Regions from separate parts of the Homo sapiens genome. Here region 2 is linked to region 1. Evidence: read pairs that join two places in POLR2A ChIA-PET (ENCODE). Cell type or tissue: PC-9. All regions are shown on one strand.

Region 1 (4,000 bases):
TGTTGCTCAGGCTGGAGTGTGGTGGTGTGATCTGCGCTCACTGCAACCTCTGCCTCCCAGGGTCAGGTAGTTCTCCTGTCTCAGTCTCCCGAGTAGCTGGGATTACAGGCGCCTGCCACCACACCGCCTCATTTCTGTATTTTTAGTAGAGACAGGGTTTCACCAAGTTGGCCAGGCTGGTCTCGAACTCCTGGCCTCAGGTGATCTGCCTGCCTTGGCCTCCCAAAGCGTTGGGATTACAGGCTTGAGCCACCATGCCTGGCTGACACTTTTATTTTTAAGCTATCCAGATAATACTAACGTGAATCTAGGATTGAAAACCACTGAAACAACAACCCTATCAGCTAGGAACTATGGCAACCCCATTTAACAGAAGAGGAAAACTGAGGGCAGAGACCTCAGCTATCTAGCTGGCAATCAGACAGTGACAACTCCTTCAGACCCCATCTCTTAGCCAGGCTTTGCACCCTGCCCCTCCTGAGCAGCCGAGGTCAAAGCATCCAACAGGCGGTTGGATACTCCCAAACCATTCGGACACCACTCCAGGCCCCATGCCTTCTCAAGCCACCTAAGAGCGTTCTTTTTCCGGCCAAATTTCAGACCCACACTTGACCTCCAGGAATCCAAAGCTGCCTGAAAAATGGAGTCTTGCTTTCCCAGAATTGAAGGACACAGACGCAAAGTCACAATGATCCACAGAACAATTGGACTAATTAAACAGCCCCCATTTTAATGACAGGAAACAACAGAGTTGATGATCTTTATTAAAGGCTGCTGGCTGCCTACAAAGAAGCTGGAAAGCAAAATTCAGGGGCTTTTATGGCCATCAGCCAAAGATCGTAAGACTGAAAATTAAATCTCTATTGTCTGAGTCTCTATGCAGCCCTGCTATACTGAGCCCACCCTCTGGAAGGGCAAAGAAGGGCAATATTTCAATCCATCATATGACTAATGAAGTTCAAGGTGGCCTGTCTCCCAGCCAACTTCCTATTTGTTTTTCGGAGACAGGGTCTCACTCTGTTGCCCAGGCTGGAGTGCATGCAGTGGTGTGATACCGGCTTACTGCAACCTCTGCCTCCTGGGCTCAAGCAATCCTCTCACCTCAGCCTCCCAAGTAGCTGGGGCCACAGATGTGCACCATTATACCTGGCTAGTTTTTGTATTTTTTTGTAGAAACGGGGTTTCACCGTGTTGCCCGGTCTGATCTCGAACTCCTGGACTCAAGCCATCCACCTGCCTCAGCCTCCTAAGGTGCTAGGATTACAGGTGTGAGTCACTGTGCCCGGCCCAACCTATTTGATATCTGTATGTGATTTGAGACAGACAACTAAAACCGCACTAGGATCTTTGGTGCAGTCCTGCTTCTTCCATACACAGCTTTCCCCACTTCAGTCAATGGCCACTCCCTCCTTCCAGGGCTCAGACCATAGCAACTTGGTGTCATCCTTGATTCCTCTCTCATACCTCACACATCCAAGCTGTTGGCAAGTGCCAGTGGCTGGTCCCGCTGCGTCCACACTTGATACTAAAGTCAATTTCCAACACAATAGAGAGAGTGACCTTGTGGAAATACAAATCAGATCAAGTCACTCTGTGCTTGAGTCCCTCCAATGCTTTTCAGCTTACTCAGAACTAAAAGCCAATGAATTATTACCCAATGGCCTACCCCACTAACCACCCCACCATTTCCTCTCCAACCACATCTCCTGCTACACTCGCCCCAGCCGCACGGAAGGAGCTTCTCCTTGGTGGCTCCTTGAACCCACCAGGAATGCTTGCTATTCCCTCTGCCTAGAGCTGTCTTCTCCAGCCAGGCTGGCCTCAGGTGATTCCCCTCACTCTGCCTCATTATCCACAGGGCCTGCACCCTGCCCTCCTTCAGGCCCCTTTTATTCATTTGTTGCATCACCAGCTCCTGGAACAGTGCCCAGCACACAGTCCTCAATAAATATTTGTTGGGTGAACAAACGGATGTAACCCAAACAGAACTCCTGGCCTCTCCCCTACACAGTCCTCAGACTCCCCACCCCCGCCATCATCATTTGTCTCCTCAAAGACCAGTGTGGTAGAAAACACTACTTAGAATACTTTACAAGCACCCACTGGACAGGTGGGGGACATTGCGATGCCTTCTCAGAGGCAGCCCTACCCCTGAGGCCTTCTCACCTGCTACTGAATTGGGTCCCAGCATAGTCCTGGCCTGCCCAGCTGGTACTCAAGTGGATTAAGTCCAGAAGAACAGCTGCAAGCAACTTGCTTCCAAATTGTGTCCCCATGTACAACTTTAATTACCCGGCTGCTGAGATGGGCTGAAGAAGAAACAACCAGGTCCCTGGCTTTCACAAAAGCAACTCTTTTTTTGCCATATGTTCTGCCTCTCCAGAAGATTTCATCAATTTTCAACTTGGGATTTGACGGGTAGATGGGCCGGTTGGGGAAGAGAAACAGGCAAGCCACCCCATTTCCCCAGCCTCTCATACTGACCTGCCCAAGCCCTATTCAAGCTATGTGACTGTGAAGTACATCAGGGTTCAGAGCCTGTATACCTCGGAGCATGGAGCTCCATGTCTCGGCCTTCAGCATTCCTGGCAGCCTGTCATCCTCAGTTACTCTCATTTTCCCTCCTCTTTGAAACACCGGCCCTGCCAATGGCAACAAACAGCATTTAAAAATATCCTGCTGGATTATACAGCTCTGCCTTTGAAATTCCTCACAATGCCTGTCTCTGTCCCACATCGTATAAAGAAGGGTGTAGCATATTTAATTTTTTTTTTCTAGCTGCTCCCCTGCTATAAATATCCAAGTCTGGGTAGGCGGGCTTCAAGCACATGCTATATGAAGTCACCTCGGAGCTGGATCTCACCACAGTGCCGGCCTGCCAGGACCTGGATGCAGCTGTCAAGCACTGAAGCATGAGGTCGGCCAAAAGCATGTAGCACTCATCTTTCTGGGGAAAGGGGCACAGGAAAACCCTGAGTACAGTAATCACAATTAATCTTAATATTAAAAAGACAGTGTCCAGCCCTATTACCAAGCCAGGTCTTCAAAGAGCTCGTCCAGCACCATCCTGGGTGTTTCTTTCCCAAGGATACTAATTACAGCGCTCGACCTTAGGAAAATGACTGCACAGTGTCCATGTGGGGTCTAGAAACACTATCAGAGACAGAAAAGCCCTTGGGGAATCTAGTCTGACCTCTCCACACCACAGATAAGGAAACAGAGATCCAAGAGATGGAATGATTCATGCCAGGTCACAGACGGGGCAAGCTCCACCCCAGAATTTTCTGGATCCAAATCCTCATAGCTCTGTACTGGATTGTTCCGGATGCTTGTGCACGTACACCCACTTGGTGTGTGAGCCTCAGGCTTGTGTTTATTAATAGCTCTCCTCACAGCAAATACTAATTTTCATATTTTAAAATGTACAGACTAAAAAAAGTTGTAAAGGTTTCAATAAAAGCTTGGCCTCAACTGTAGGGAGGGTTTTCGTGCACTGAGAGGCCCATTTCAACCTCTTTGAGGTCCAGTTTAATGTCTCCTCAACTCTAACCTTGTATGTCCAGGCTTCCAAGTTTAGTTTTCTTGTTTAATTTTTCCATCATGGGCCTGACTCTCCTCAGCTTACTTTTAGAAAGCAAACCATGGGCCGGGCATGGTGGCTCATGCCTGTAATCCCAGCACTTTGGGAGGCCACGGCGGGCAGATCGCTTGAGGTCAGGAGTTCGAGACCAGCCTGGCCAACATGGTGAAACCCTGTCTCTACTAAAAATATGAAAATTAGCCAGGTGTGGTGGTGCCTGCCTATAATCTCAGCTAACTGAGAGGCTGAGGCAGAAGAATTGCTTGAACCTGGAAGGAGGAGGCTGCAGTGAGCTGAGATCGCAGCACTGCACTCCAACCTGGGTGACAGAGTGAGACTTTGTGTCAAAAAAATAATAATAAAAATAAAGAAAGAAAGGAAACTGTGGGCCTCAAGTCACTAACTACAAATGACTGTGTA
Region 2 (4,000 bases), 170 kb before region 1:
ATACACTGGACTCACTGGGTATACACTGGGCTCATTCAGCCCTCACTTTACCATCTTGGCTGGTGAGGTGGAAAATTGAAAACTGCATTTCCCAGTCTCCTTTGCAGCTGGGATTCTGGAAATTAGGTTTTATCATTAAGATATGCTGCATGAAATTTGGTAAGTGAATGGGAGGCAGAGGCCACCTTTGTGTTCCCTTTGTCTGTTTTTGCTAGCAAACCAGGTCATGAAAACTGAGGGTTTTTTTTTCCTACAGAACATTCCAGTCCAGTTTCCACCTATCTGAGGCTTCAGAGTAGTGGTAGTGATGGTGAAATGATAAAAGCAATAGCAAAGTCTTTTTTTCTTTTTTTTAACCTCCCACCTCAGCCTCCCAAATTGCTGGCACCACAGACATGCACCACCATGCCTGGCTAATTTTTTATATTTTTAGCAGAGATGGGGTTTCACCATGTTGCCCAGGCTGGTCTCGACTCCTAAGCTCAAGCGATCTGCCAACCTCGGCCCCCAAAATGCTGGGATTACAGGCATGAGGCACCGTGCCTGGCTGCAACGCCTTCTTGATTCCAGCTTTACTCCTGAACTGCAGCTCCAGAGGTGTTGTTCAAACTCACAGTTCCAGGCGCTGTCTCAGGGAGCAGCTCCCCTAATGGGCGAGTTCGTCATTCCTGGATGCTCAGCCTACACCCTGCTCCACGAGCTCCTCCAATGATTCTGTGAACCCCCAACTCCCTGCATTAAATCATCTCCTGCTTACAATACCCAGAATGCTGCTTCCTGAATGAAAACTGATTAATACTTTCAATATACAGAAATCTAGATTAGCCCTCTGCCTCTTTCAATATACAGAAATCTAGATTAGCCCTCTGCCTCTGGGGAGGGGCTGGTGCCCACATGTACAAACAAGGCCCCCAAACTGATCCCTTCAGGCCTTACTCCTTGGTCCACCCACCTCCCCAGCCTGGGATCTGTGGGAAGGTAAAAAGAGAAGTAATTCATGGACTTTCTCAGGAACATGCCTTCCATGGGCTGTGGGTTCCAGGCTACTGTTTCCTTCCTGATAATTCCATGGAGTCTGCTGGGCAGGCTGAGATGAGCTGGACCTGCATGTCTGGCCATTCTGGAAAACCCCTTTAAAAACTCCCATCTGCAACAGCGTGGCTGTGTGAGAACTCCAGGGTGAGAGGGCCTGAAGGAGCAAGGCTGAGAATGACTGATGTGTGCACCATCCTCAAGATCCCAAAGAAGTTCTCATTCCCCGCTTGTTGCGTTTCCCGTAGGCTGAGCTTGGTCGTTCCGTGCCCGAATGCAGATATCTGCAGGGCCAGAGCCAGGAGACCGGGTCGGGGCTGAAAAAGCTCCCTTTGTTCAGCCTTTCTGCCTGCTGAATTTTTCCTTAGCTGGATCTGATACCTCAGAATAGTGGTTCTCAATTTTTTCCCTGGTCTCAGGACTCTATATATACTCTTAAAAATTGGTCGGGCATGGCAGCTGACACTTGTAATCCCAGCACTTTGGAAGGCTGAGGTGGGCGGATTACTGGAAGTCAGGAGTTTGAGACCAGCCTGACCAACTTGGCAAAACCCCATCTCTACTAAAAATACAAAAATTAGCAGGGTGTGGTGGCACACACCTGTAGTCCAAGCTACTCAGGAGGCTGAGGCAGGAGAATTGCTTGAGCCCAGAAGGTGGAGGTTGCAGTGAGCCAAGATCACACCACATCACTGCACTCCAGCCTGGGTGACAGAGTGAAACTCCAACTCAAAAAAAAAAAAAAAAAAAATTAATGAGGACCTCAAAGAGCTTTTGTTTATGTGTGTTATTCTACGGATATTGGCTGTATCAGAAATTAAAACTGAGAAAATGTTAAACACATGAACGCACAAGCTCATGTCCCATTTGCCGTCAGAGTGATGACATCATGATATCACACAGCTTCTAGAAAAGTCTCCTGGATACTTGTGAGAGAACAAGAATGAAAAGGCAAATAACTTCTTGTTATGAAAATAGTTTTGGCCCTGTGGACTCCTGGCAAGAGTCCCTGGGACCTCAGGGGTCCCTGGACCACACTTTGAGGACTGTTGCTGTGGAAGACCACAGCTGATGGCTAGGACAAAGCTGGTAGGGGCTGGCAGGCGGCGCTGGCACAGAGCTGGCATTTCGCCCCTGGTGGCACACGGTCTGGTGAATCCTAGAGTGGTGTATGGCTTGCATGCATGCTCCTGGCAAAGGGATCCGAAGGTCCTAGACCCCTTCCCTGTGGCATCCTCACTGGGAGAAAGTTCTAGTTTCTTTTATACAACTGAACTTGCTCTATAACCTTGGGCAGATCGTCATCCTCTGTGGGCCATATTTTGTATTAAAGAAGAAATTGCCAAAGTTCGTGGTTTTTAACTCCTTTCATTGTGAGAGCCCTTTTGCTTTTATTTCACAGACTCCATACGATAGTAGCTGTACCTACTGCATGGTGACCAAGAGCACGGACTCCTGAGGGAGATGGCCTGGGTTGGAATCCAGTGTATTCCCAATGAGTTCAGCTATGTGGGTCTATGCAAGTTACTTCACCTCTCCCGGTCTCAGTTGTTCCATCAGCAAAATGGTTATAAATAATAGGACCACCTCACAAAACAGCTAGAAGCATGCATGTAAAATACTTACCATCATATTTGGAACATGGTAACTTCTCCATAAATGTTAACTATTATTACTAGTTTAGTGTCTGTTGACAGAGAAAATATATAATAGCAAAAAGGGCTATAGGAATCTGGTTCTATTAAATGCCTCAGCTCCAGCTTTCTGAAAGTCCAGCCAACTCTTTGCCTTCCCCCCACAGCAAGTATAAACATGTAAAGCCTGCAAAAGTCTGCCAGCAGGCTGCCCACCACCCACTCCATCCCAGCTCATAAAACAGAGAAAACAAATGCAACCACTATGTCGAGTGTGAGCTGGAAACTGTTTCTGGCAGTGCAGCCTCTTGGCCTTGGCAGTGAAAAAACTCACACAAGGGAAGGGGCAACAGCAAGGAACACAGACCCAGAGGCCTTGGGTCATGAACGTGTGTGGTGGCGAGGGTGGGTGAGCAGAGAATTACTTCAAGGGATCAGCAACCCCTGATCTGTCCTCAAATGCTGCAAACAGCCCAAAGGCCTAACCTAAATACCGTCATATGCATACATGCAGACAAATCCCAGAGATGGACAAAGCCACTTAAAAAGGTCAGTGGCTTTCTGGTAGCATTTGTCTTTGTGTACATAAAGGGCAGCACATGAAATAGACCAATGGAAATGGGTCTTTTTATATGAGAAGCATGGGAAATCCCTGACCACCTCCTCTCATTGCTAGAGGAGGAAAAGGAAACCCAGAGAGGCTAAGCGCCTTGCTCAAGGTTACACGGCCAATTCAGCTGCAATAGGGATGCTAGACCCAGGTGCCATAACAGTCTCTCTCATCTGCCTTTAAGTTAATCATACAGGTGAGCCTGATTGTTCAATCCAAGGGTCTCCTAAGGCCCCTCAATGGAACTAGGACTGAGAAAGCTATTATTCCCCCCTTTAAAAAATGAAAGAGTATAAGCTTCTTAAGGCCTTGGTTTGTTTTGTTTTGTTTTGAGACAGTCTTGCTCTGTCACCCAGGCCGGAGTGAGGTGGCACGATCTCAGCTCACTGCAACCTCCGCCTCCCTGGTGCAAGCGATTCTTCTGCCTCAGCCTCCTGAGTAGCTGGGACTATAGGCATGCACCACCATGACCAGCAAATTTTTGTATTTTTAGTAGAGACAGGGTTTCAACATGTTGGCCAGGATTGTCTCAATCTCTTGACCTCCTGATCTGCCTGCCTCGGCCTCCCAAAGTGCTGAGCTTATGGGCGTGAGCCACCATGCCCAGCCAAGGCCTTGGTTTTAAGAGGCCCCTGCAGCCTGGAAAACAAACAAACAAACAAACAAACAAAAAAAACAACCCTGTTGCACTCAGAAAGCATATGATTTATTGGGATTACAGTCC

Evidence for each region. ChIA-PET counts read pairs that join two places held together with the same protein. Peaks named below come from ENCODE experiments on the same cell type or tissue, not always from the same donor. Only the 100,000 strongest peaks of a DNase experiment are listed, where the experiment ranks them.
Region 2: POLR2A ChIA-PET joins it to region 1 with 8 read pairs; 30 of 35 experiments call an interaction of 5 or more read pairs at or near these places.

The regions. Positions count from the first base shown.
Region 1 is chr11:34,343,510-34,347,509 of GRCh38, forward strand. All of the region lies in intron 1 of ABTB2 (ankyrin repeat and BTB domain containing 2), which reads right to left. Among named protein-coding and RNA genes, the nearest start is that of ABTB2, 12 kb to the right of the region's middle. In PC-9, no CTCF peak of the experiment used is centred here; DNase peaks (open chromatin) are centred at 1,562 and 3,192; H3K4me3 peaks cover 1,470 bases; H3K27ac peaks cover 4,000 bases.
Region 2 is chr11:34,177,318-34,181,317 of GRCh38, forward strand. All of the region lies in intron 3 of ABTB2 (ankyrin repeat and BTB domain containing 2), which reads right to left. Among named protein-coding and RNA genes, the nearest start is that of NAT10, 74 kb to the left of the region's middle. RefSeq lists an enhancer at 3,395-3,594. In PC-9, no CTCF peak of the experiment used is centred here; no DNase peak of the experiment used is centred here.